Regions from separate parts of the Mus musculus genome. Here region 1 is linked to region 2. A link is a loop called in an ENCODE intact Hi-C map of the cell type or tissue named here. Cell type or tissue: heart. All regions are shown on one strand. Each heading gives the region's core, and the rest is flanking DNA. Links, peaks and the distances in the headings are about the cores only.

Region 1 (2,904 bases), core at 191-2,690, 180 kb before region 2:
GCAGCAGATTCCTGGGCCATACTTGAGTATCAAATGTGTCAGAGGCAGACGTTGTAGCCAGTCAAACCTGAGTGGGGTCACTGTCTGTTCGTCACCTCAGTGGGCTCCCTCAGGTTCTTGGGCTGAGCCTTCTGGGCCATTCACCCTTCCAGTTCCTGGTCTGAAGAAATGACCAGGCTGGGTTGGCTCTGCTGTGGGAAGTCCCTGTCTCGGGGAGGGAGATTTAATTCTTAATCTTTCATCATTTCTAGTGATGTCTTCAAGTTCTTTGGTCTTTGGACTAAGGCTGTTGGCCAAAGCTGAATACAGCAAAAGCCTTACTGGAAGTTAGAGAGGTTAGGGAGAGGGATGCGAGCCCCTGAACTGCGCTGCCATTTCTGCTCTTACATCTTAACCAGCAGAGACCTCTACCCTTCTCTTCGGCCTTTGACGAGTGCCCAGCAGGAGAGGCAGTCTGCTCTTGAGGGAATGGCTTCCTGCAGAGCTGTGCTCAGTTTGCAGCCTGACACTGGCATGATCCTGTGTGCCTCCATGTCACCTGTGCGCCCTGCCTCATCTGAGAGGGTATTGTTGAGCTCACTCCGTTTGTGGCAGACTTCCTGTTAACGGCTTGTGAGGGGTAGGATGTGCCCTGCCAACTGCACCCACAGCCTGTGCACCTGTGAAAGCCCTGCAGTTCTTGGGAGAGGAGGCCTGACTGGTGGAAGTGGGTCAGTAGAAGCAGGCTTTGAAGGTTAACCCCCTCTCGCTTCGGGCCTGTGTGCTTTGCTTTCTGTCTGCCGCCATAGAAACATATAAACCTCTGGAGACTGCTGTTCCTGTTGCCCTGCCTCCCATACCATAGTGGACTGGAATCCCAGCGCTGTCGGATCAAATAAATCCTTCCCGAAGTTGCTTCTGACCGGTGATTGGCCACAGTGACAAGTAATACGTGGGTCCCCCTGAGCACGCGTGCCCTGTCCTGGTGGAGCTGATGAGGCTGGCCTCACACTGGGCATGGCTGTCCTGCACAAAGCCTCACATTTAGAAATTGGTCAGCCTACGGGAGGAGGCCAAGCAGGGGGCTTTGCCCTTTGCCGTGAACATCATTGGGGACAATGCAATCTGTCATGGCCATTGCCAGTGTGGGGTTAGGCTTGCTCTGGTCTGAGAGCTGAGTTCCTCTAGGGGTCAGTGTGGTCTCATCTCCACAAGCGTCAGCTAGGCTGGGCGGCCACAGCCTCGCAGTCAGGCTAGAGCCTGTGGCTTGGCAGGAGACCCAGGTTATCTGCCAGGCAGGTTTCATGTTTTCACTGCATGGAAGCTAGTAGCTTCATTCCCTCAGCTTTATGTTCAGAAACGTCAAGCCTACAGAAGTGTTGTTGCGTGTAGTGATTCTCTTCCCCGCTGTTTTGTCTCGTTGGCGCTTTTCTACCCGAAACCTGTTAAAATTCATTTGTTGACCCACTACAAAAGTAAGTTGAGACGTGACAGGTCACTGGTTTTTTTTTTTTTTTTTTTTTTTTTTTTTTTTTTTTTAAGGCAGGGTTTTTCTGTGTATCCCTGACTGTCCTAGAACTCTGTAGACCAGGCCGGCCTCGAACTCAGAAATCTGCCTGCCTCTGCCTCCCAAGTGCTGGGATTAAAGGCATGCGCCACCACATCCAGCTGACAGGTCACTTTTCATGCTTGAACTTAATGCAGCCTATGAATAAGGACATTCTTCCATGTTTCCAAAATATGCTATCAAATCTAAAAAGAAAAATTACCAAAATTTCTTCCAGGTTTGGTACAAGTCTATAATCCCAGCACTTGGGAAGCAGAGGCAAATGGGCCATATAAGCCGGACTGTGTACCGAGATCCTGTTTGGAAAAAGAAAATTTGGAAGACCCTTTCACAGGGGTAGCCTAAGATCATCAGAAAACACAGAAATTGACAGGATGACACATAACAGCAATGTTACAGTCATGAAGTAGCAGCGAAACAATTTCATGGCCGAGGTCACCACACCACGAGGTACTGTGTGAACGGTCTCAGCACTGGGAAGGTTGGCAACCCCTGATCCGGAGCAGTGTATCATCTATTTGACTTAAAAAAAATATATATCCCTTACCTACTCCTTGAGGTTTTGGTTCTGGAGGTCTGTCATGAGGCCGGGGTCGACATTTTAACAAATTATTTTAAGTGTGTGGTTGTTTTGCTTCTGTGTGTCTGTGTACCATGTACATCCCTAGTGCCCAAGGAGGTTAGGAGGGACAGGTCTCCTGGGACTGGAGCTATATTGTGAGCGGCCATGTGGGTGCTGGGAACTGAACTTAGATTCTTTGTGACAGCAGCCAGTGCTCTTAACCACTGAGTCATCTCTCCAGTCCTCGTGTGTGTATGTGTGTGTGTGTGTGCGTGTATGTATGCATGTGTGTCAGTGCATGGGTGCGTATGCATGCACCTGTGTATAGCTGTGAGGACGTGCATGCCACCCTGTGAGTTGTGTAGATCAGAGGCTGACCTCGGGTGTCAGCCCTTGCCTTCTGCTTCGCTTGAGGCAGTCTCTTGTTGATTTTACCAGGCTAAGCACTGGGCGGCTTGAAAGTTTCTGGAGGTTCTGCTTTGTATTTTGCCTTAGGCATGCTGTGTACAGATGTGTTGCCACATCTGGTCTTCCGTGTGCTGAGGAATTGGCTCTTGGGTCTTGATACTTGTGCACCCACTGAGCAGCCTCGCCAGCCCCGGAATATGTCATTTAAAAAGAACACTGATTGTGATGAGCCCCGGCGGGGCTTCAGGCTGTTCCCTGACACCCTCGCCTTCCTGGCTGATACTAGCTTTTGCCTGAGGTCCTTTCAGGGCAGGAAGCTCACAAAGACGTGGGAGCAGCGGACTTTACACGCTTGTACAGGGCTCTTCCCAGTAAAGCAGTCAGGATG
Region 2 (2,904 bases), core at 250-2,749:
GCAGGGAGAATCTTAAGAGAGTTTAGGGAACATGGTCCATTATGCTGGAAAGGCACGGAGGCAGTGACATCAGAGTCCTCAGCGGGCGGGGGGTGGGGGGGGAAGGGTGGCAGGGAAGGGAGTGTAGAGGGCTGCTGCAGTTCAGCATCCCTCTTTTTATTCTGTCTGCCCCACCCTCCACCTGCCACTCACAGGCAGGGCGAGCGCTCCTTCCCAGTTAAACCTCCTTGAAGCACCCTCACAAACACACTCAGAAGTATATCTCCTTGGTGATTCTAAATCCAGTCAAGTTGACAAAGAAAGTGAACCACCACAGCAGGCGACTGTGTTTACAGGCACAGACATGTTCTAAGCTGCAGTAACTAAGATGGTATGGTACTGGCACAATGATAGAGTGGCAGAGCCTACCTTAAATCACGTCAAGATGGGTGGTGGCATTCGGGGAAGGGCAAAAAGAGTTACATGGGATTTCCTCTCTTGTTCTTCTCCTTCCTTTCCTCAACCAATCCCAACATTTTTACTGAGTCTCTCCTTATAGACAGCTTGTGCTCAGTGTCTGGAGTAGGATGGCAGAAAGGAAATCCCTGGGTTTAGCCCTATGAACTCTCAGGATATGGCATTATAATCTCAAAAGAGCGGCTTGGTTTGAAGAGCGAAGCCAGGTTCAGATACCAGAGTGTGGGAGGCCCTCTGTGGAGAGGGGATGAGTCAGCCCAGAAGGCCAAGACCAGCCAAACCAGGTGAAGACCTGGGAACAGGTGTCTGAGGCAGAGGATGGGTGGCCAGGCCTGTGGCTGAGAAAAGTGCAGGGAGAAGAGGGGCGGGGCTTGCTGGAGCCTCACAATCGCCACAAGGACTTCAAGGGGACTCCACTGGGGAACTATTTGTGACAAATGGCCCTTGCCAGTTGAAGGTGGTCATGAGAGTAGAAACTGTTGGTCTGGGGGGTGCTTATAGGGAGGCAGGATGTGCTTGACTAAAACAGTTTTGAAGACTAAAACCACCCAACTGATCGTCTCGGCTGTGTCTCTTTACCCAGGAATGCACACAGTTCAGGGCCAGCTCCAGCTGTGGGGTAAAGGGAAGGGGCTGGGTTTTTGTTGATAATGTAATACTGGCTGGCAGAGCATGGAATCTCACCAGGCTGTTGGGAACATGGAAGGGAGCCTGCACGCGCGATTGGGGGATGAGGTTAGGGAATTGTGAATGGACTCGCATGTCATAATCAGAAGTTAGGTGTGTAGGAGGCCCTCCCCTGCCTCCCTCTCACAAGAACAGGAGAGACCTGGTTGAGCCTCCAAAGGACACAGTGTCCACTGGCTCTAGTTGCTAACAAACATGCCAGTTTCAGTCTTTTTTTTTTTTTTTTTTTTTTTTTTTGCGTTATGGCGTATCCTGGGAATGGCCACCCTAGCTATTCAAGTCCCTTGCTGGCTTCTAGGAGTCACTGAAATGCCAAGAATCCTCCAGATGGCTTGAGGACTTGAGGACATCAGTAACCTCAGACTCTCATTAGTGACCTCACTTACAGGTGGCTGATGGAAGCATTTGTGGTGGTGTGGAGGGCAGACATGGAGACCAGTGATTGAGTGGAGGAATGCCTCCAGTAGAGGGCGCCCTGGAGCTGAGTTTGGAGAGGCGCCTGTGGAGGCTAAGAGGAGGCAAGCTTTTGTGGGTGAAGTTTTGGGCTCTGAATTGGGCAACCAAGAAATAAGGGAAAGCCTTTTTGAGGGGGGACGGAGCTGAGACTCAGCAGTCAGGCAACGTGGATTTGAGTTCCAGGTCATACACTAGCTCGCTGTCCTGGCGTTCGACAAACACTGAGTTCATCATTTAAAGATGGTGTGTCTCAGTTTGGCTCATCCTGAGGACTTTAAAAGCAATGGTCTCTCAGGGTTGGGAGCATAAAATGAATCTTATTATTTCAAGAGCCTACGTAGTACTATGGCTGAGCCACATATTCAGAAAATGTTGGCTGAAAATGTCCCAACGTTGTTGCTGGGACTGCTGTGTGGTAAGAGAATGGAATGCTGTTCCGAAGTCCCTTTTTGGTACAAACAAGGAGATGGAGGGACAAAGAGAGCAACCACCCCACATTACATCAGTGAAAAACTGGAATTGCCAAACTGAGTCTCTAGGTTCTTCAGAACCATGGCTTGCCTTGCTCCCACGAGAATAGGAAGGGTGTTGGGAACCACCGGTAGAGTCCCCAGACACACAGTGCCTGTCCCCTCGGGGTCAGCTTCCCTGAGCCTGAATGGGAGCTTCCCAAGTGGCCAAGAGAAGACGTTACCAAGCGGAAGGTGCGGAGCACAGACAAGCTGCCCTTCTTGGATGTGCTCAGCTCCAGCAGGCTCACGGTGACGATGACACAGTCGAAGATGTTCCACTTCTTCTGGAAGTAGTAGTAGGGGTCGAAGGCAATGATCTTGAAGGCCATCTCCATTGTAAAAAACACAGTAAAGACCTGAGGGTGGGAACAAGTGTTCACTGCTGTGAGGTCTCTGCCCAGGGACATGAAGACAAGGGCAGCAAGAAAAATCTTGTTTGCAAGATAGCAAAGCATGCTGGGTGTGGTGGCACATGCTTGTAACTCCAGCCTGCAGGAAACTGAGGCAGGAGGATCTCAGGGTTGAAGCCAGGCTGGACTATACAACAAAATCCTGTCTGAAAACAACATTAAAGAAGAAGAAGGAGGAGGAGGAGAAGGTAGAGGAGGAGGAAGAGGTGGAGGAAAGGGAGGAGAAGGAAGAGAAAACGGAGGAGGAAGAAAACAGCAGATCCTCTTGTCTGTTCTTGAGCACTGTAGATGGGAATTTCTGAGCCACTGACATTCAGAGAAGACACAAAAGAACTCAGGTTTCCATTTCTTCTCTCTCTGCGTCTCTGTGTCTGTCTGTCTCT

What was found. Peaks named below come from ENCODE experiments on the same cell type or tissue, not always from the same donor. Only the 100,000 strongest peaks of a DNase experiment are listed, where the experiment ranks them.
Region 1: a loop joins it to region 2, with 3 times the contacts of the local background. A loop is called at or near these places in 2 of 42 quality-filtered maps.

The regions. Positions count from the first base shown.
Region 1 is chr9:119,464,618-119,467,521 of GRCm38, forward strand. Exog (endo/exonuclease (5'-3'), endonuclease G-like) reads left to right here. Exons shown (of 6, transcript NM_172456.4): 6 at 1-901. Among named protein-coding and RNA genes, the nearest start is that of Exog, 21 kb to the left of the region's middle. In heart, for the core only: a CTCF peak has its summit at 1,173; a DNase peak (open chromatin) is centred at 1,184; H3K27ac peaks cover 138 bases.
Region 2 is chr9:119,645,745-119,648,648 of GRCm38, forward strand. Scn10a (sodium channel, voltage-gated, type X, alpha) reads right to left here. Exons shown (of 28, transcript NM_009134.3): 15 at 2,294-2,467. Among named protein-coding and RNA genes, the nearest start is that of Scn10a, 72 kb to the right of the region's middle. In heart, for the core only: a CTCF peak has its summit at 1,599 (motif pointing right); no DNase peak of the experiment used is centred there; H3K27ac peaks cover 171 bases.